Linked DNA regions of Homo sapiens: region 2 is linked to region 1. A link is an interaction called in ENCODE POLR2A ChIA-PET data of the cell type or tissue named here. Cell type or tissue: Caco-2. All regions are shown on one strand. Each heading gives the region's core, and the rest is flanking DNA. Links, peaks and the distances in the headings are about the cores only. Region 1 holds the start of LOC124902452 (a long non-coding RNA gene). Region 2 overlaps P4HA1 (prolyl 4-hydroxylase subunit alpha 1).

The links. ChIA-PET counts read pairs that join two places held together with the same protein. Peaks named below come from ENCODE experiments on the same cell type or tissue, not always from the same donor. Only the 100,000 strongest peaks of a DNase experiment are listed, where the experiment ranks them.
Region 2: POLR2A ChIA-PET joins it to region 1 with 12 read pairs; 8 of 35 experiments call an interaction of 5 or more read pairs at or near these places.

Annotation. Positions count from the first base shown.
Region 1 is chr10:73,143,681-73,154,078 of GRCh38, forward strand. ECD (ecdysoneless cell cycle regulator) reads right to left here. Exons shown (of 14, transcript NM_007265.3): 7 at 8,613-8,741; 8 at 4,596-4,724; 9 at 2,596-2,681. LOC124902452 (a long non-coding RNA gene) reads left to right here and starts at 4,790. Exons shown (of 2, transcript XR_007062194.1): 1 at 4,790-5,931; 2 at 6,039-8,025. In Caco-2, for the core only: no CTCF peak of the experiment used is centred there; no DNase peak of the experiment used is centred there.
Region 2 is chr10:73,071,490-73,082,202 of GRCh38, forward strand. P4HA1 (prolyl 4-hydroxylase subunit alpha 1) reads right to left here. Exons shown (of 15, transcript NM_001017962.3): 2 at 3,319-3,426; 3 at 2,242-2,338; 4 at 540-691. The coding sequence starts at 3,394. Among named protein-coding and RNA genes, the nearest start is that of P4HA1, 20 kb to the right of the region's middle. RefSeq lists an enhancer at 5,583-5,652. In Caco-2, for the core only: no CTCF peak of the experiment used is centred there; no DNase peak of the experiment used is centred there.

The DNA.
Region 1 (10,398 bases), core at 1,410-9,409:
TACAAACAATCCAATTACACTCTATGTTAAATGTATAATTAAGTTATCATTGACTATAGTCACCCTGTTGTACTATCAAATAGTAGGTCTTACTCATTCGTTCTATTTTTTTTTTTTTTTGGTACCCATTACTGTACGTATTTATAACTTGCTTTTTTTTTTTTTTTCACTGCATTATGTTTTTGAAATCTATTCATTTAGATCAGTGGTTCCCATTTAGATCAGTGGTTCCCAACCAGGGACGATTTTGCCGCCCAGGTACCTCTGGCAATGTCTGGAGACATTTTTGGTTGTCATGATTGGGGGATGAGGGAGAAGTGCTATTGATATTTACTGGATAGAGGCCAGGGATGCTGTTAAATGTCCTATGAAGTGCAAGCCAGTCCCTCACAATAAATTATCAGATCCAAAATGTCAGTAGCACTGAGGTTGAAAAATCCTAAATCAGATATATGTAAATATAGTTCATCTCTGGTTAACTACTAGATAGCAGGCTATCATATAAGTACACTGCAATTCATTTATCCATTATTGATGGATACTTTGGTTGCTTATAATTTTTCACTATTACAATCTCTGATAAATTAGGGGAAAGTCTATGATATTATACGTAGGAGCTAAAAACAATTCTAAACTGAGAGACAGAGAGCAGAATAATGGCTGGCTGGGTGCAGTGGCTCACACTTGTAATCCCAGAACTTTGAGAAGCCAAGGTAGGGGGATCTCTTAAACCCAGGAGGTCAAGATTGCAATGAGCTATGACTGTACCACTGCACTCCAGTCTAGGCAACAGAGTGAGACTCTATCTCAAATAATAATAATAATAAAAGTAGAATGATGGTTACCAGAGGCTGGGAAGGGTAGCAGAGAGCGGGGGGAAAAGAGGGGATAGTTAATGGTTACAAAAATTAGTTAAATAGAAGGAATAAGAGCTAGTGTTTGCTGCTCTGCCTATGGAGTAGCCATTCTTTATTCCTTTACTTTCTTAATAAACATACTTTCACTTTACTCTATGGACTTGCCCAAAATTCTTTCTTGCATGAGATCCAAGACCCCTCTCTTGGGGTCTGGATCTGGAATGCTTTTTAGTAACATCTTCCTGGCAAATCCCAAAAAATATTTTTTAAAAAATTAAAAAGAGCTAGTGTTTGGTAGCACAACAGGGTGACTACAGTTAATAATAATTTATTATATAGTTCCAAATACCTTAAAAAAATGGAATAACTAAAAATATTCCCAACACAAAGAAATGATAAATGCTTGAGGTGATGGAAAGCTTAATTACCCTGATTTGATCATTATACATTGTATGCCACATGGACATTATACATGTAATCACATGTACCCCATAAATATGTACAACTAGTATGTATCCACAATAATTAAAAATAAAAAATTAATGGCTGGGTGCATTGGCTCACGCCTGTAATCTCAGCACTTTGGGAGGCCAAGGTGGGTGGATCACCTGAGGTCAGGAGTTTGAGACCAGTCTGGCCAACATGGTGAAACCCCATCTCTACTAAAAATACAAAAATTAGCCAGACCTGGTGGTGCATGCCTATAGTCCTAGCTACTTGGGAGGCTGAGGCAGAAGAATCACTTGAACCCGGGAGGCAGAGCACTGCACTCCAGCCTGGGTGACTAAGCGAGTCTCTGTCTAAAATAAATAAATAAATAATAATAACAATAAATGAAAAAAAGTGAAAATGAAAGGTAAATCTAAAATAAAAGTCTACGATATTAATTCAGCTATTTTAAAAAAACCACAAACTTTGGGAATTCAACAACAGGTCTGGAGGGAGATGGAAGTTTGGTTTTAAACTGTTTAAAAATTATCCTGGTGTGCAGAATGGGAGCCTCTCCTGCAACATAAATTAAAATGTTGGACATTTAAGCTACTTGTAATTTTTTCCCCAACAGTAAAAAATAGTTGAGTAAATTATGGGGGTACATCCATTTGCTGAAATATTGTGCAGCTTTTTTTTTTTTTTTTTTTTGAGATGGAGTCTCGCTCTGTCCCCAGGTGCAATCTCAGCTCACGGCAACCTCCGCCTCCTGAGTTCAAGCGATTCTCCTGCCTCAGCCTCCCTAGTAGCTGGGACTACAGGCACGCACCATCATGCCCAGCTAATTTTTGTATTTTTAGTAGATACGGGGTTTCACCATGTTGACCAGGATGGTCTTGATCTTTTGACCTCGTGATCCGCCTGCCTCGGCCTCCCAAAGTGCTGGGATTACAGGCGTGAGCCACCGCGCCTGGCCATATTGTGCAGCTTTTAAAAATTATGTTTATAAAGACTTCATAATGCCATGGAAAATGTGATATCATGATGAGTAAAATTACATAGAGGAGGATGCAAAATTTCTTTCGTTGTTTTTTTTTTCTTTTTTGAGGCAGAGTCTCACTCTGTCATCCAGGCTGGAGTGCAGTGGTGTGATCGCTTGAGCCCAGGAGGCGGAGGTTGCCAGCCTGGGTGACAGAGTGAGACTCCGTCTCAAAAAAATAAATAAATAAGAATAATAAATAATAAATAAAAAATAAAAAGAACTACCTAAATACCAATCTTTGTAGTAGGAGTCTTAACAATAACTCACCTTTCTGGCCAGTCTACTGAGAGCTGGAAGTAATTCTCTGCCATTTCTAGCCTTTCCCGGTACTGAGCAGAACCTTCTATCAGTCCCTTAAAAAAAAAAAAAGGTCTATCAGAACATTACTCACAAGTTGTCATGAAAAAAATGTGTTCACCAGCAACTTTCAGGGAGGCAGCAAATAATCTACTACTCAGGAATCACGTGCCCCAAGTCCTAGGCCCTGTTTTATCATTAATGGGCCTGTTTGAGCTCCAGTTTCTTCAAATGAGGGGACGCGGCTAGATGTAGTGATTCCTAATCTTTTCCACCATTAAGGGCCTATTTCCAGTTTGGAAAGTTTTCCACCATTTTCTTTTACTTAATTACTTATTAAGATATAATTGGCTGGGTGCGATGGCTCACGCCTATAATCCCAACACTTTGGGAGGATGAGATGGGCAGACTGCTTGAGCTCAGGAGTTCAGGACCAGCCTGGGCAACATGGTGAGACCCTGCCTCTATGAAAAAAAAAATTAAATTAAAGATATAGCTGATTAACTAGTAATTCACAAAACAAAGTACAGAAAGTTTGCCAAGTAGAATAAAAAATGGCAAAATCCCACCATTACTATCATTTGTGTTTTCTAAATGCATATTTATAGTGATAGTCATACTTAGTATTTTACATTTTTTAAGAATATACTAGCTGGGCACTGTGGCTCATGCCTATAATCTCAGTACTTTGGGAAGCAGAGGTGGGAGGGTCACTTGAGGACATGAGTTTGAGACCAGCCTGGGCAACATAGCAAGACTTCGACTCTACTAAAAAGAAAAAAAAACAATCTTTAGCCAGGCAATGGTGGCACATGCCTAGTCTCAGCTATTTGAAAGGCTGAGGCAGGAGGATCACTTGAGCCTAGGAGATCGAGGCTGCAGTGAGCTATGATCCTACCACAACACTGGCTTGCGTGACAAAGCAAGACCCTATACAACAACAATAACAACAACAGTAATAGCTGGGCACGGTGGCTCACGCCTGTAATCCCAGCACTTTGGGAGGCCAAGGCGGATGGATCACCTGAGGTCAGGAGTCCGAGACCAGCCTGGCCAACATGGTGAAACCCCATTTCTACTAAAAATACAAAAATCGGCTGGGTGTGGTAGTGTGGGCCTGTAATCCCAGTTACTCAGGAGGCTGAGGCTGAGGAGAATCGCTTGAACCTAGGAGGTAGAGGTTGTAGTGAGCCAAGATTGTGCCATTGCACTCCAGCCTAGGCGACAAGAGCAAAACTCCATCTCAAAAAAAAAAAAATACCATATATATACTATAATATCATTAGTACTTTTCGTATTGCTGTGCCATCTTTATCATCATCATATTCTTCGGGACTTTTCCACTTCTTGGATATTTCCTTTAAAAAGATTATTCAAAGTGAAGGTTCCAAGTTTGAACCTTTCTATACCTCTTGGAAGACACTACCAAATTACTTTCCAGTTAAGATTCTACCAGTTTGCAATGTTACCAGCAAGGTATAGGAGTGTTATTTTTACCATACTCTCGACAGCACAGAATATCATTCATATCCTTTTGTACATACATGAAAGACATTCTTCATTACTGTGTTCATATATATATATATATATCTTTACTACTTGTGAAGTTGAATATTTTAAGAGAAATTTACTAGGTATCTTTTAATAATTTTTAAAATCCACATCTTTGCTAATTTTCCTATCTGGTGTTTTCATGTTTGCATTATCAAGTTTTTGCAAGTTGTTTTATCTGGTACAGATAATCACTTTCATCATTTAATACCAACAGTGTTAGTTTTTCTCTAATACTGGAAACAGTTCATAGATACCTCCTTCATTAGCACCTGAGTACCACTGAACTAGAAAGGTCTCCTTTAAGTCTAGCTTCCATAATTATGTCATACATTTAAATATGGACTATAGGACTTTAAGTCGCTGGCTTGATTTTCCCTGGATTGAATACTTAAAAGCAAATATATTGCAAGTCCTACCTTAAAGTAATCATTCTTTTTCAGACTTTCAAGGAAACTGGCCCAGAGTGGTGAGGCAGTCACAAGGGATTTCTTGCAGTCAGAAAAATGTGGGCTACATTTGGAGCATAAGATCTCAAATCCATGAGCCTAGATGAGATAGGTAGAATTTTTGTTACTAAGTTCCTTTTTTCCCGTATCTTATTATAACACATTACTTTTTTTCCATTGAGCCACACTCTAGAACTAGATGACTGGATACATGGGCATTTGGACAATTATAACACTTTTTGAATTTTATGAAAAATATAAACTTATTCCCAAGTTTCTCAATCATTATAGATTACTAAAAACATAAAAGGAAAGAAAATAATATACAATAAAGATTCCTGTTCTCTTCAAAGAGATTCCTTTTCCTGCTGATTACAAAACCAGAAATTTACATTTATTTTTTGTTTGATTATGAACAGGGTTACAAAAGGTTTCTTGTCCAACAGAAATTATACATATATTGAACATGATCTCAGACATAGTAAAGAGAGGAAATCACTTCATTTTAAAAGTCCTTTGATTAAAAAAAATAATAGATGCACATGGCTAAATAATTCAAACAGGGAGCTTCCCTGATCAAGCTAGAGAACACCATTACCAACTTCTTGCACATCCTTTCAGAAGTAACCTACACACTGAAGTATTATGTGTGTGCCTCTCTGTATGCATAGCTTTCTACTCCACCCCTTTTGTTGCTCAATGGACGCATACACACTACTCTACACCTTGCTTTTTACACTTAACCATATACCTTGGAGATCACTTACATGAGCACACACAAATTCATCCATCTTACTTCATGGCTAGAGCACAATTTATCTAACTATTCCCCTACTAATGGACATTTAAGTAGTTTCCAGTCTCCTGCTACTATGAACAATGCTGTCATGACTATGCTCCATATATGTCCTTGTATATAGGTAAAATACATAAAGAATCATTTTCTAGAAGTGAAAATGCTGACTAAAAAGGTTTGTGCATTTTAAATGTTGATGAATACAGATGGTCCCCAACTTATGATGGTTTGACTTAACATTTTTTGACTTTATGATGGTGTGAAAGCAATATGCATTCAGTAGAAACCTTACTTACAATTTTTATCTTTTTGCAGGCTAGCAATATGCATACTGTCTCATGATGCTGGATACACAGTGGCAGCAAGCTGCAGTTGGCAATGTGATCACAAAGGCAATCAACCAATACTGTACTCTATAGTATACTGTATTCAATAAATTACATGACATATTCAACAGTTTATTATAAAATAGCCTTTGTGTTAGATGATTTTGCCCAACTGTATGCTAATGTAAGTATTCTGAGCCCATTTAAGGTAGGCTAGGCTAAGCTATGATGTTTGGTTGGTTAGCTGTATTAAATATATTTTTGACTTATGATATTTTCAATTTTTGACAGGTTTATCAGGAAGTTACCCCACTGTAAGTCAAGGAACATCTGTTTTGCCAAAATGTTCTCCTAAGGGATACAATCAATTTATATTCCTATCAACAATGTCTGAGAATGTTTTTCTGTATATATTCTCAACAACCCAGTATGTATTATCAAGCCGTTTGATACTTGCTAATAAATGATGAAAAACACTATTTTGAGGAAGAATCAATATCGTAAAAATGGCCATTCTGCCCAAGGTAATTTATAGATTCAATGCCATCCCCATCAAGCTACCAATGACTTTCTTCACAGAATTGGAAAAAAACTACTTTAAAGTTCATATAGAACAAAAAAAGAGCCTGCATTGCCAAGTCAATCCTAAGCCAAAAGAACAAAGCTGGAGGCATCATGCTACCTGACTTCAAACTATACTGCAAGGCTACAGTAACCAAAACAGCAAGGTACTGGTACCAAAACAGAGATATAGACTAATGGAACAGAACAGAGCCCTCAGAAATAATGCCACATATCTACAACTATCTGGTCTTTGACAAACCTGACAAAAACAAGAAATGGGGAAACGATTCCCTATTTAATAAATGGTGCTGGGAAAACTGGCTAGCCATATGTAGAAAGCTGAAACTGGATCCCTTCCTTATACCTTATACAAAAATTAATTCAAGATGGATTGAAGACTTAAATGTTAGACCTAAAACCATAAAAACCCTAGAAGAAAACCTAGGCAGTACCATTCAGGACATAGGCATGGGCAAGGACTTCATGTCTAAAACACCAAAAGCAATGGCAACAAAAGCCAAAATTGACAAATGGGATCTAATTAAACTCAAGAGCTTCTGCACAGCAAAAGAAACTACCATCAGGGTGAACAGGCAACCTACAGAATGGGAGAAAATTTTTGCAATCTACTTATCTAACAAAGGGCTAATATCCAGAATCTACAAAGAACTTAAACAAATTTACAAGAAAAAAACAAACAACCCCATCAACAAGTGGGCAAAGGACATGAACAGACACTTCTCAAAAGAAGACATTTATGCAGCCAAAAGACACATGAAAAAATGCTCATCATCACTCGCCATCAGAGAAATGCAAATCAAAACCACAATGAGATGGTAATCTCACACCAGTTAGAATGGCGATCATTAAAAAGTCAGAGAACAACAGGTGCTGGAGAGGATGTGGAGAAATAGGAACACTTTTACACTGTTGGTGGGACTGTAAACTAGTTCAACCATTGTGGAAGTCAGTGTGGCGATTCCTCAGGGATCTAGAACTAGAAATACCATTTGACCCAGCCATCCCATTACTGGGTATATGCCCAAAGGATTATAAATCATGCTGCTATAAAGACACATGCACACGTATGTTCACTGTGGCACTATTCACAATAGCAAAGACTTGGAACCAACCCAAATGTCCAACAATGATAGACTGGATTAAGAAAATGTGGCACATATACACCATGGAATACTATGCAGCCATAAAAAATGATGAGTTCATGTCCTTTGTAGGGACATGGATGAAGCTGGAAACCATCACTCTCAGCAAACTATTGCAAGGACAAAAAACCAAACACCGCATGTTCTCACTCATAGGTGGGGAATTGAACAATGAGAACACACGGACACAGGAAGGCGAACATCACACACCGGGGCCTGTTGTGGGGTGGGGGGAGGGGGGAGGGACAGCATTAGGAGATATATCTAATATAAATGACGAGTTAATGGGTGCAGCACACCAACATGGCGCGTGTATACGTATGTAACAAACCTGCACGTTGTGCACATGTACCCTAAAACTTAAAGCATAATAATAAAAAAAAAAAGAAAATCTAGACATTCCTATCAATGTCTAGATTGTAACATTTTTGAAAGCAAACAAAAAAAAAAGAAAAACACTATTTTGTAGCTTTAAAGTGCATTTCTTTTATTATGAGTTAAGATTCAATATTTTTCATATGTTTAAATTAAAGGTCACCTGTATTTCCTTTTCTGTGGACTATGTTCATAGTTCTGAACATTTTAAAATTAATTGGCTAGTATTATCATTTTCATATTGACTTAAAGGAACACTTTATGTATTAGAGAAGTCAGCTCTTTTTCATTTAGATTGCAAATATAACACTTTTTCCAGATTTGCTTTTGACTTTATTTATGGAGTTTTTCTTTCCCGTGCAGAAATGCTTAATTTTTGCATAATCAAATTCATCAGTCTTCCCTTTATAGCTTCTGGTTTCAAGTCATGCATAGAAAGGCCTTTCCTATTCAAATTATAAAAGGTTCTTGGTTTTTTTTCAAATTGTATAGTTTCAATTTTTATGTTCAAATATTTGATCCAATTGGAATTTATTTTGGTATAGGTATTAGGGAATCAACTTCAATTTTTCAGATGACTTCAGACTTGTCCCATCATCACTTACTAAGTAATCCATTTTTTTCATTCTAATTTGAAATGCCACATTTTACTGCATTCTTACATAAACAGGGTGTATTTCTGGACTTTGTATATTGTGCCACTATTCTATTAAGAGTCCATTTACATAAAGAAAGGAAACAACATTTTCTGGTTCAACATTACCAATTTCATGCCCAATTCATGGGCTCGGTACTGGGGATCAGATGGAGGAGGCAGCCTGTATCCACTCCGCCGGTCTGGCACAAACCTTTGTTGCACCAATTGTGCATATAGACATTTAGTGAATGTGACCTGGGCATCAAGACACAAAATACATGAGTCTTTTCCTGAAATTAAGATTGTGAATAACACTTCACAGTTAAATATAATGAGAAGTCCATTTATAAGCTTCATATTCATATGAAATGCAAAGAAGATTCAACCTATTCATTGCCTACTTGTTTTTAGTAACAGCTTTATTGAGATACAACTCACATACCATAAAATTTACCCTACTGCTGGCCAGGCATGGTGGTTCATGCCTGTAATCCCAACACTTTGGGAGGCCAAGGTGGGCAGATCATCTGAGGTCAGGAGTTTGAGACCAGCCTGGCCAACATGGTGAAACCCCATCTCTACTAAAAATACAAAAATAAGCCAGGCATGGTGGCGCACGCCTCTAATCCCAGCTACTCGGGAGGCTGAAGCAGGAGAATTGCTTGAACCCGGGAGGTGGAGGAAGTTGCAGTGAGCTGAGATTGCTCCACTGCACTCCGGCCTGGGCAACAGAGCAAGACACTGTTGCAAAAAAAATTTTACCCTACTGCCTACTTTTTAGTAATCGCTAGTAAAATTCTTATCATTAGTTACATTATACAGCAATTAAATGGCTGGAAGATAAAGATAATTCATTTTTTCTATTTCTGAGACAGGGTCTTGCTCTGTTGCAGAGACTGGAGTGCAGTGAGCAATCATGGCTCACTGAAGCCTCAGGGATAGGGTTTCACCATGCTGGCCAGGCTGGTCTCAAACTCCTGACCTCAGGTGATCTGCCCACCTTGGCCTCCCAAACCTCCTGGGGTCAAGCAATCCTCCTACCTCAGCCTCCGAAGTAGCGGGGATTACAGGCGCCCACCACCACACCTAGCTAATTTTTTTATTTTTTGTAGCGATGGGGTTCACCATGTTGCCCAGTCTGGTCTCAAACACGTGGGTTCAAGTGATCCACCTGCCTTGGCCACCCAAAGTGCTGGGATTACAGGTGTGAGCCACCATGCCCGGCCAAGAATAATTCTTAATTCTCTGGAAGAGATGAAATGTTTTATTGTTAAGAAGGAAATAATTAGGCTGGGTGCGGTGGCTCACACCTGTAATCCCAGCACTTTGGGAGGCTGAGGTGGGTGAATCACTTGAGGTCAGGAGTTCGAGACCAGTCTGGCCAACATGGCGAAACACCATCTAAAAATAAAAAAATCAGCTGGGCGTGTTGGGAGGTGACTGTAATCCCAGCTACTCGGGAGGCAGGAGAATCGCTTGAGCCCAGGAAGCAGAGGTTGCAGTGAGCTGAGATGGCTCCACTACACTCCAGCCTGGGTGAGAGAGTGAGACTCTGTCTCAAAAAAAAAAAAAAAAAAAAAAAAGGAAATAATTATAGAAATAGAAACATATGGTCAAAAATAGCTATAAAACATTGAGTATAAAATGGGGAGGCAGGTCTCTTGAAAATTTCCTTCACTGGGTGCAAGAAAAGAAAAAACGTGTATAGTTTGAGCATCCCAAATGTAAATATCTGAAATCTAAAATGTTCCAAAATCCAAAACTTTTTGAGTCCCAACGATATGCTCAAAGTTTTGAGATTTCAGAATTTTCAGATTTGGGATGCTCAAGTAGTAAGTTTAATGCAAATATTCCAAAATCCAAATAAATCTGAAATCTGAAATACTTCTAGTCCCAAGCATTTCAGATAAGG
Region 2 (10,713 bases), core at 2,010-10,009, 72 kb before region 1:
TCCAGATTTAGTCTTCTACATCTGTTATTAAAGTATCTAAAACATTTCAATGCTCCAACTACAAATTGTATTGTATCACTTACTCATTTTTACTGTTTGCAGCCTCAGTTTGATTGTCCACATTGAGCAAACTAATTCTAAACTTCAAAATACTAGATAGAACACAGCTAATACTTCTCTTTATAGTAACACTCCCAACATTTTTTTAAATTGATTGCAGATAAAGACATAAATTTTTAAAGTTTGAAGGTAATCCTAAAATAAAAATGATTACCCTCAGAAATGAAGCTATATGCCAAATAATCTATTCACTTTTGCAGATTTCAAAACAAGTCAACAAAAAAAGAAATTACTTCTTTTTTAATCAAAGAATTCAGGATTTTGACTAAATTAACTCTATTCAAACCAAATGCACCCAGGCATAATCCAGTTACAACACTGAACTGAACTGGTTTCCTGGGAACTGAATTTATCATTAATTTTATTATTTCTACATATGGTGGCAATATTACCTTACTCAGGAATCTCTTCAGACTTACCATCTGACATATCCTTAAGGACCAGATTCTCCAACTCACTCCACTCAGTATTCAGACGTTTCATTAATTTGAATGCATTTACTGGATGCCCAACAAATCCTTCTGGATCTTTTGTCGCTGTACTAGTTAGCCGATCTAACTTCTCTGCCCATCTACAGATGTAAAACATAAAAACTGAATATTTATATTTCATAGGGAAAAACACAATTTAATGAAACGCTCAGAAAAAAAATGACTAGAAGTTTTTGAGTTCAACTATATCTGTAGTTTCTTTTTAAAGTAAAAGTATACGGTCTCGGTCTCTTTAAAAAGCGACATCCTCTTGGCAGAATCAATACAACTATAGGACTTTTTGTTTTAATTTTGTTTCTCCCAAATGGTTACAGTAAATGGAACCTCCCTGTCTTAGTAAAAGTTGTGAATGAATCCCTCCAGTAAAAGTCTAAAAATTTTAGACTTAGGTCCCAGGGCCAAATAACTGATTATTACAAACTACAAATTAGCCCAACCCAAATTCAATTACATGTTCATTTAAATCAACTTATACTAAATTTTTACATCCAGTTTCTAGAAACTGTATCTTAAAATGAAAAACTGAACACTTAGCTACTCATTAAATAAAAGACAGGAATTCTCAGGTCAGGATTAACTATGAACATGAGTCAATTAAAAATAAATTCATATTTGAGAAAAACTGTATCAATTAAATAACACTAACGCTACCATCACTATAATCTCTACAATGGAACCATGGGAGTAAAGGATAAGTAGAATTGGAAAATTGCTGCAGCAGGTGGCTTGACTAAGAGGTTAGAAGAGGATAGAAGATATTAGCAATACTTTTAAAATTTATCAGTCAGGCTGGGTGCGGTGGCTCACGCCTGTAATCCCAGCACTCTGGGAGGCTGAGGAGGGCAGATCACCTGAGGTCAGGAGTTCGAGACCAGCCTGGCCAACATGGCAAAACCCCGTCTCTACTAAAAATACAAAAATTACCCGGGCATGGTGGCGCACACCTGTAATCCCAGCTACTTGGGAGGCTGAGGCAAGAGAATCACTTGAACCTGGAAGGTGGAGGTTGCAGTGAGCCACGATCATGCCACTGCACTCCAGCCTGGGCAACAGAGCAAGACTCTGTCACAAAAAAAAAAAAAAAAATGTATCAGTCAGCTTCCTGTATCCATCCATATTCTTTTTTTTTTTTTTTTTTTGAGATAGAGTCTGGCTCTGTAGCCTAGGCTGGAGTGCAGTGGCACAATCTTGGCTCACTGCAGCCTCCACCTCCCGGGTTCAAGTGATTCTCCCACCTTAGCCTCCCAAGCAGCTGGGATTACAGGCACATGCTACCACACCCGACTAGTTTTGTGTTTTTAGTAGAGACAGGGTTTCACCACATTGGCCAGGCTGGTCTTGAACTCCTGGCCTCAAGTGATCCACCCTCCTCGGCCTCCCAAAGTGCTGGGATTACAGGCATGAGCCACCGCATCCGGCTGGTATCTATCCATATTCTTATCCCAACCCATATTCTTCCATGTGAAAGTTGGCCCAAGCCTAACTTGTTCTCTATACTCCTATTTTAGCCATTGCAACTGGCTTTGTAAGACTCAAAAATGGGTTTCATTTCTACTTAAAGAATATTTTAGCTTGAGAAAGAAAACATCCAGGTTGAGTCAGAGTCATAATAAGCAAACATTTTGCTTACTTTTTTATTTGTTCTAACTTGTCCTCTTCTGCCTTAATATAATCTTTCAGAGAAGTCACCAGATCTTTCTCAGTATGGATCAAATCAGTCATCTGACCTAGAAGGGGAAGAAGGTTATCAAATACTCATATCCTTCAACACAAGTATGTTAAGAATAAGAATGATTGAGACTGTTTCATTCTATGAGACAATTTAACTGGCATGAATCAGATATGCTGGAGACTATCTTTTCTTCCTTTTTACCAGATAAACCAAAATAAAGCCAAAAACTTTTCTAATCAACTGTTCCAGTTCTAATTTTTAAGCCACTTGATTTTGCAAGCTTTAGACTGTGCTAGCAAATTGTCTTTATATCTACAAATGTATTTTTAAATTGCAAATCAACACTACTTTCCAAAGATTAATGTTTCTTCACCTTTACCTTTACTTCTTTAGTTCCCCTTTACCTTACCTTTGTTTTTGAGACTAATTAGAATTAAATTTTTATTTAATTAATAAAAGCCACACTAAAAAAGTTTCAAATAATCTGTTATTTATAACAGGATGCGAGAACCCATCATTTTATATACTGGAATCAAGAGTCATAAGTATATAATACTTATGGGCCAGGCGTGGCAGCTCATGCCTGTCGTAATCCCAGCACTTTGGAGGCCCAGCCAGGAGAATCCCTTGAGGCCAGGAGTTGAAGACCAGCCTGGTCAACATGGTGAGACCCTGTCTCTATTCAAAATAATAATGATAAAATATTTTTTAAGTTATAAATACAAAAAAAAACTTGTGTTCACAGTAGATTAAGTGGAAAAAGCAGATTAGATATATATGCAGTATATTACTTGTATATCTGTGCACTGAAAAAGACTAAGTATATGCATTAAATTATTTTAACTTCAATATGTATCATTTTTGTAATAAAAAATAAAGAAAATGTCAAATTATTAAAAAAGGACCTTTTAGGGGGCAGGGAATAAACCTATACTCTAGGAATACACTGTATTTGTTTTTGCTGATTTTAAAACACTAAAAAATGGAAATTAAAAAATGCAAAACCAACAAAAAACAACAAGTAGTAAGACTTACCAATTGAAGTAAAAAAGCCTGGATGAGCCAAAGACTGGGGAAGCAGAATTCCTATAATTAATATATACCAGATCATCTTGGAAGATTTAATTTTACAGGATCACACACCTACAAAAGAAAGAGAGAAATGCAGCCATTACTTAAAAAATACAAAGAGAAGGAAAAGTTCCTTATCTATTATTTCTATGAAAAAGTAAAAGATTCCAAGGTTGCCCATAAAATTGATGTTAGTTATTATCAATTGTTTAATAATAGCTACTATCTTGTTTTTCATATAATGAGAGTACTACCATGACATTTCTTTTTTGTGTTTTTCTCTTTTGAAACAGAGTCTCTGTCGCCCAGGCTGGAGTGCCATGGTGTGATCTTGGCTCACGGCAACCTCCACCTCCCGGGTTCAAGCGATTCTCATGCCTCAGCCTCCTAAGTAGTTGGGACCAAAGGTGTGTGCCACCACACCCAGCTAACTTTTTGTCTTTTTAGCAGAGACAAGGTTTTGCTATGTTGGCCAGGCTGGTCTCGAACTCCTGGCCTCAAGTTATCCACCCGCCTCAGCCTCCCAAAGTGCTGGGATTATAAGTGTGAGCCAACGCACCCATATTAGATAAAAATGTATGTTTGTTATCACCTGATAATTTATGCTTAAAAATTCAAGCTGAGTTTGTTCTCCTTAGTCACTATTACAATTAGAGTAATTGAATAGTAGGTGGCTTTTTCATATAGCCTGAAAAATAAGTTTTCTCTGTGATTTAGACCTATCCTATGACTTTCTCATAAAAATGTACCAACTTATCAATTTAAATATTAAATATTACCAATACATTTTCAAAATGTTAGAATACATTTTAAAGGAAAAATATTTCAGAGCTTTCTGTTAATCCTTAAAATTCCTAATTTGTTCCATCTTTTTCATATATATTTTATATATATATATAGTGTGTGTGTGTGTGTGTATGTGTGTATGTGTGTGTGTGACAGTCTCAAAACTCCTGACCTCAGGTGATCCGCCCACCTCATCCTCCCAAAGTTCTAGGGTTACAGGCGTGAGCCACGGCACCCGGCCCATCTTTTTCCTATATAGCTTAACTTTTTAAAATAAATTCAATCAAAAGTTGTAGATTTGGGGTCAATAAAATGTTCTAAAATTGACTGGCCAGGCACAGTGGCAGGTGCCTGGAGTCCCAGCTACTTGGGAGGCTGAGGCAGGAGGATCACTTGAACCCAGGAGTTCAAAGCCAGCTTGGGCAATACAGCAAGACCCCATCTCTAAAAAACATGAATAAATAAAATAAAATTGACTGTGGTGACTGATGGTGGAATGACTCTGTGAAAGTACTAAAAACCATTGAATCATGAATACTAAATGGGTGAATTATAAGGTATATGAATTATATTGCAATGACACTGTTCTCTTGGTTTGACTTAGTTTGTTTTTTTAAGAGACAGGGGTCTTGTTATGTTGTCCAAGTTGAACTCAAACTCCTGGGCTCAAATCATCCTCCCACCTCAGCCTCCTGAGTAGCTGGAAATACAGGTCTGTACCACTGTGCCTGTTTTTTTTTTTTTTTTAAGTTGTAGAGAATCCAAAACGAATAAACAGCCATGTCCATTTAAACTAGTATTTTCTCTCAAAGGACCCAGACTTCAGTTTTGTTTCTCTTATCAACTGTGTTCTATGTAAAAAAAAACTTAGCCTAAGACATGTCTATGGCCTCTTTTCTTTTTTTAAACCTGGCAGCAAAGCCCATTAGTGTTTTTCCTCTATATCCATGATAGCACCGTCTTTTCTAGTGAGGATTCTTCATGGCAGATGAGGATATAAACTAACCAACAGAAAGGCTTTACCTCACTTTCCCAGATGCCCTGCTAGCACTCTTCTCTTGCTCCTTCTCCCCTACAAACATGAACTTTGTCTTTCTTATTACCTTACAGGAGAATAAGTTACATTACAGTATAGTTTGCCCCAGTAACAGGCTCCCATTAGTTACCCTGACTTGTCAACCTGTTTCTCTTTGTGCAGGCCCCTCTGACTCGTCTTCCTATGTGACGTGAGCTAAACCAAAAGGCTCAGGTTCAAATTGAAAGCTCCCCGTTCTACAAGAGCTAAAAAATAACCCCACTGCCCCCTAACTTGAATCTCAATAAAAACAGATCACCACAAAAACTGGAAGTACTCCCTAGTCTCCTCCCTCGAGTTTGCTGCAAACTTCCAGTTACTTCCAGAACCACACAGTAAGGAAATACACTGCTCTTTTGGCTACCTTACAGTGATTTGGGGAAGGCTTCTAGAATGTAGCAGATGTAGACACTTCCTCTCCTGGGCTCCTGCCAAAGCACAAGGCTTTTTGAAAAGCCTGAGCTGTCTGAAGAAGAGTCTAGAATTTTCTGTTTAAACATACTTCTATTCTAATTTTCTTCATGGATAAATGCTATTTGCAGAAAATACAAATGTTTTCACTGTTAACAGAAGGCTAATCACAAATGTTGTCTAAACTTTTAACTCTGATAAGAGAGTTTAGATTTGTCAGAAAAGAGGTTATTTTGCCATTGCTAAAATATATTGTCACTAAAGTTTTTTTGTCATCTTTCATTGTCCTTAAATCTCACAAGGAATTAAAAACCATTAGCCTACAGAAATAACTAAAAAGCAGCTTAAGATGGTATTTTTCTTCGAATAGCTTGAAAATATTTTAAGAATGACAGAGCCTACATAAAAATTCAAAACAATCGTAAAAAGAATAAATATCTTTACCTTACATAATGTTTCAAAATGAATTCTAGGATGGATTAAATAGTTATAATCAACAAAACAAAGTAAAACAAATAGCAACAACAGAATAGTTATCAGATCTCTAAAAGCAGAGAATTTCTAAACTTAAAAATAAGAAAATGCCTGGGCACAGTGGTTCACACCTGTAATCCCAGTACTTTGGGAGGCCAAGGAAAGAGGATCACTTGAGCTCAGGAGTTTGAGACCAGGCCGGGCAACATAGCAAGACTTCATCTCTACAAAAAAAAAAAAAATCAAAAAATTAGCTGGGTACGGTGGCATACACCTGTGGTCCCAGCTACTTGGGAGGCTAACGTAGGAGGATCACTTGAGACCAGGAAGTTGAGGCTACAGTGAGCCATGATCTTGTCACTGCTCTCCAGTCTGGGCAATAAAGTGAGACCCCATCTCAAAAAAAAAAAAAAGAGAGAAAGAAAACAACCTATCAAAAGCCAGATGGAATCTGAATACACAAAATAAGCTTATGTGTCAAAAAAAAAAAAAAAAAAACCTTTAAAACTCAAACTAGAAAACCATTTAAAGAAAATAGAGCACTTTTAAGGAGTTCATACAAATCAATAAGAAAACCACTAAGATGTTAATAGACAAGTAGATATAGAACTTGGAACTCACAAAAAGGAAAAGTAGTTAGCTCAACAAAAAATGCTCAAACTTATTAGTAATTAATGACACAAAATAAGAAACCATTTTTGCCCATCAAGTGAACAATTAACAAGCAAAATTATTTAATGTTGTTATATGCCAAGAAACTTAAAATGAACACATCCTTTAACTTGTAGAGTTAAATGAAAAAACAAGATTTAAAAATTATCATACAACCTTGGTGGAATCTATATTGACTAAGATTATGTTTTCATTACCCCAACACAAAGTTATAAATAAATTAACACTGGTCAAAACGAAGAAAAATTAACATCATAATACAGTCATAACTATGCAAGAACATATGCAGAGGAAATTCACCAAAGTGTAATTGTCTCTGGTTAGCAAAGCAGTAGGTAATTTTTTTTTTTTTTTTTTTTTTTTTTTTGGAGACAGAGTCTCATTCTGTTGCCCAGGCTGGAGTGTAGTAGCGCAATCTCAGCTCACTGCAACCTCCGCCTCCCGGGTTCAAGCGATTCTCCTGCTTCAGCCTCCCAAGTAGCTGGGATTATAGGCACCTGCCAACACGCCCAGCTAATTTTTGTATTTTTAGTAGAGACGGGGTTTTGCCACATTGGCCAGGCTGGTCTCAAACTCCTGACCTCAGGTGATCTGCCTGCCTCGGCCTCCTAAAGTGCTGGGATTACAGGCGTGAGCCACCGCGCCCGGCTGGTAATTTTCTTTTATATCTCTGTATTTTCCAGACCTCCTATAATATATTTTTATAGTGACAAAAAAATTAACTTCGTACAAAATAATAAACCTAAAGCATTAACTCTCATATTAAGATACCCTAAACTTTTAAAGAAGTAGTTAATTACTCTCTAACAAAAGAGTAGCTAACAAATAATATAAGGTTTTGAGCATGTTCCATCTTGTAGTTCTATAAGCCTCTACATTTCACTTTCTCTTTTTCAAAGATACTTAAGCCTAAACTGGGTGCAGTGGCTCATGCCTATAATCCCAACACTTTGGGAGGCTAAGGTGGGAGGATCACTGTAGGCCAGGAGTTCGAAACCAGCCCAGGCAACACAAGGAGACCCCAACTCTATAAAAAATTTTTAAAAATAGCCAGGTGTGGTAGTAGTCCCAGCTACTCAGTAGGTTGAGGCTGGAAGATCACTTGAGCCTGGGAGGTAGAGGCTGCAGCGGGCCATGAATGTGCTACCGCACTCTAGCCTGGGTGACAGAGACTCTATACCCGTAAAAACAACAGTAAGGCCAGGAGCGGTGGCTCACGCCTGTAATCCCAGCACTTTGGGAGGCCAAGGTGGATGGATCACCTGAGGTGAGGAGTTCGAAACCAGCCTGGCCAACATGGTGAAACCCCGTCTCTACCAAAAATACAAAAATTAGCCGGGCGTGGTGGCAGGCGCCTATAATCCCAGCTACTCAGGAGGCTGGGGCAGGAGAATCGCTTGAACCCAGGAGGCGGAGGTTCCTGTGGGCTGAGATCTCGCCATTGCACTCCAGCCTGGGAGACAAGAGTGAGACTTTGTCTCAAAATAAATAAATAAATAAATAACAATAAAAATAAAAATAACGATACTTTGAAAGCAACCCTATTATCTAGCAGTGAACTAGGCTGCCAAAGTAGCACACTTTCCCATTCTATTTCCTCCTACACTTAGATATAAGACCCAGACTAGGTCAATCATTGACTTTCATTCTCATTAACATAACGGTTGAGGGATGGCCTTGTGAATGGTAGAAAGCAGCTCTTTCTGGAGTTGCTAAGCTCAGAGGATGTGAACTTGGGGCTCTCCTGTGACCATCTTTCTCACTTGTCTAGGATCTATAAACAGGACAAAGTCATACAGAGACAAACAGTTTCAACCCCCAGGGCCCTGATTCTTTGCAACTATTGCTTTGAATCTGTAAGCTACTACAATAATCTCCCAGCCCACCTAAGAAAGCCTTTAAATTCCTTTTTGCTTAAGCTAATTCAAGTTGGATTTCTGTCACTTACAATAGGAAGTTCAGACCCATACAACATTATTCCAAACTAACATGCCTACCCAAGCTAGATAATAAAAATGAAGATAGACCTATATGGCAGTGCTTCTCAAACTTTAGCTCTATCAGAATCACCTAAAGGTCTGAAAAGTCGAGATAATTTGCACAAGTTTCCAGGCAATGCTGATAGTGCTGGCTGGGGGATCACAGTCTGAGAACCACTGGATACAGCAAACAACCCTATGAAATCACCTCTGCATTTAAAATAGATTTTACTTCAATTTATCTTATGTAAAAGTACAACTGAATGTCTAATTACTCTAGAGAATGGTTCTCTAATCTGTTTTAGCACTATGTCTCATTCATCCACATTCATTCAGAAACTTTAAGTGACATGTTAATAGCCAAACGTATCAATCACAGGTTTTTTTAACAATGGTTTCTAGCCGGGCATGGTGGCTCACACCTGTAATCCCAGTACTTTGGGAGGCAGAAGCGGGCAGGCAGATTGCTTGAGGTCAGGAGTTTGAGACCAGCCTGGCTAACACAGTGAAACCCCGTCTCTACTAAAAATACAAAAAATTAGCCAGGCATGTTGGCACACACCTGTAGTCCCAGCTACTCGGGAGGCTGAGGCAGGAGAATCACTTGAACCCGGGAGGTGGAGGTTGCAGTGAGCTGAGATTGCGCCACTGCACTCCAGCCTGGGCAACAGAGCGAGACTCCATCTCAAAAACAAAAACAAAACAAACAATGGTTTCCTTATGGTGTCTCACTTCTATTTATTCTACCTTCATTCAGAAAGCAGCTTGCAAAGAGAATCATTATAGAACATTTAAGAGTCAAGTATCCCAAAAGACATTATGACTTTATCAAAAATTATAAAATATAAATGCCTCCTGTTCTAAATATTCAAACAAGCTTGAAAAAGAAATTAATGGGTCAAAATGGATGCAATCTCCTTTAAAAGAAAGACTAATCTCAGATAGCATCCCTGAAAAGACTTGTCTTAATTTTTAAAAAGACAAAGAGGAGGGAGGGAGGAGGAATAGGAGGAAGAAAGAAAAGAAAACCCAAGAAGAGTCAAAGATCCAAAGATAAACTTACACTGGAATAAAACTTGGTGTTGCAACAGTATGAATAAGTTATTGATAATATTTAGGTTATTGGTTAGATAGGTTCAAAAGTGTTTATTATATAATTTTTGTAACATACATGTATATTACTTATAATGTTTGGTAGCATATTACATTTTTTAAACTATAAGAAAAAAAGCAGTATGGAAGAAATCCTACCAGAAAACATTTTCAGGTAGGCCTGGATAAAAATAAATGTGAAGTTTACATTCATCCAAACACAAAACTTTCCTACAGTTCTTATTCCAGGGAAGTCCAGTCCCACAGACTCAACAGGTCAATCAAACCTGGGAACAGATCTTAAAAGTTCTACCATATAGTAAATACAAATGATCCCCAACATAGGACAGTTTGACTTAGGATTTTTCAACTTTATGATGGTGCAAAAGTGATATGCCATTCAATAAAAAACATACTTTGGGCCAGGCACAGTGGCTCACGCCTGTAATCCCAGCACTTTGGGAGGCGGAGGCTGGCGGATCACGAGGTCAGGAGTTCGAGACCAGCCTGACAAACAGGGTGAAACCCTGTCTCTACTATGGGCGTGGTAGCGTGTGCCTCCAATTCCAGTAACTCAGGAGGCTGAGGCAGAAGAATCGCCTGAACCTGGGAGGTGGAGTTTACAGTGAGCCAAGATGGCACCACCACACTCTAGCCTGGGCAACAGAGCGAGACTCCGTCTCAAAACAAAAACAAAACATACTTTGACCCCACAACCATTCTGTGGTTCACTTTCGGTACAATATTCAATAAATTACATGAGCTATTCAACACTTTATTATAAAATAGGCTTTGTTAGATGATTTTGCCCAACTGTAGGCTAATTTAAGTGTTCTGTTTTGAGCATGTTTAAGGTGTGCTAGGCTAAGC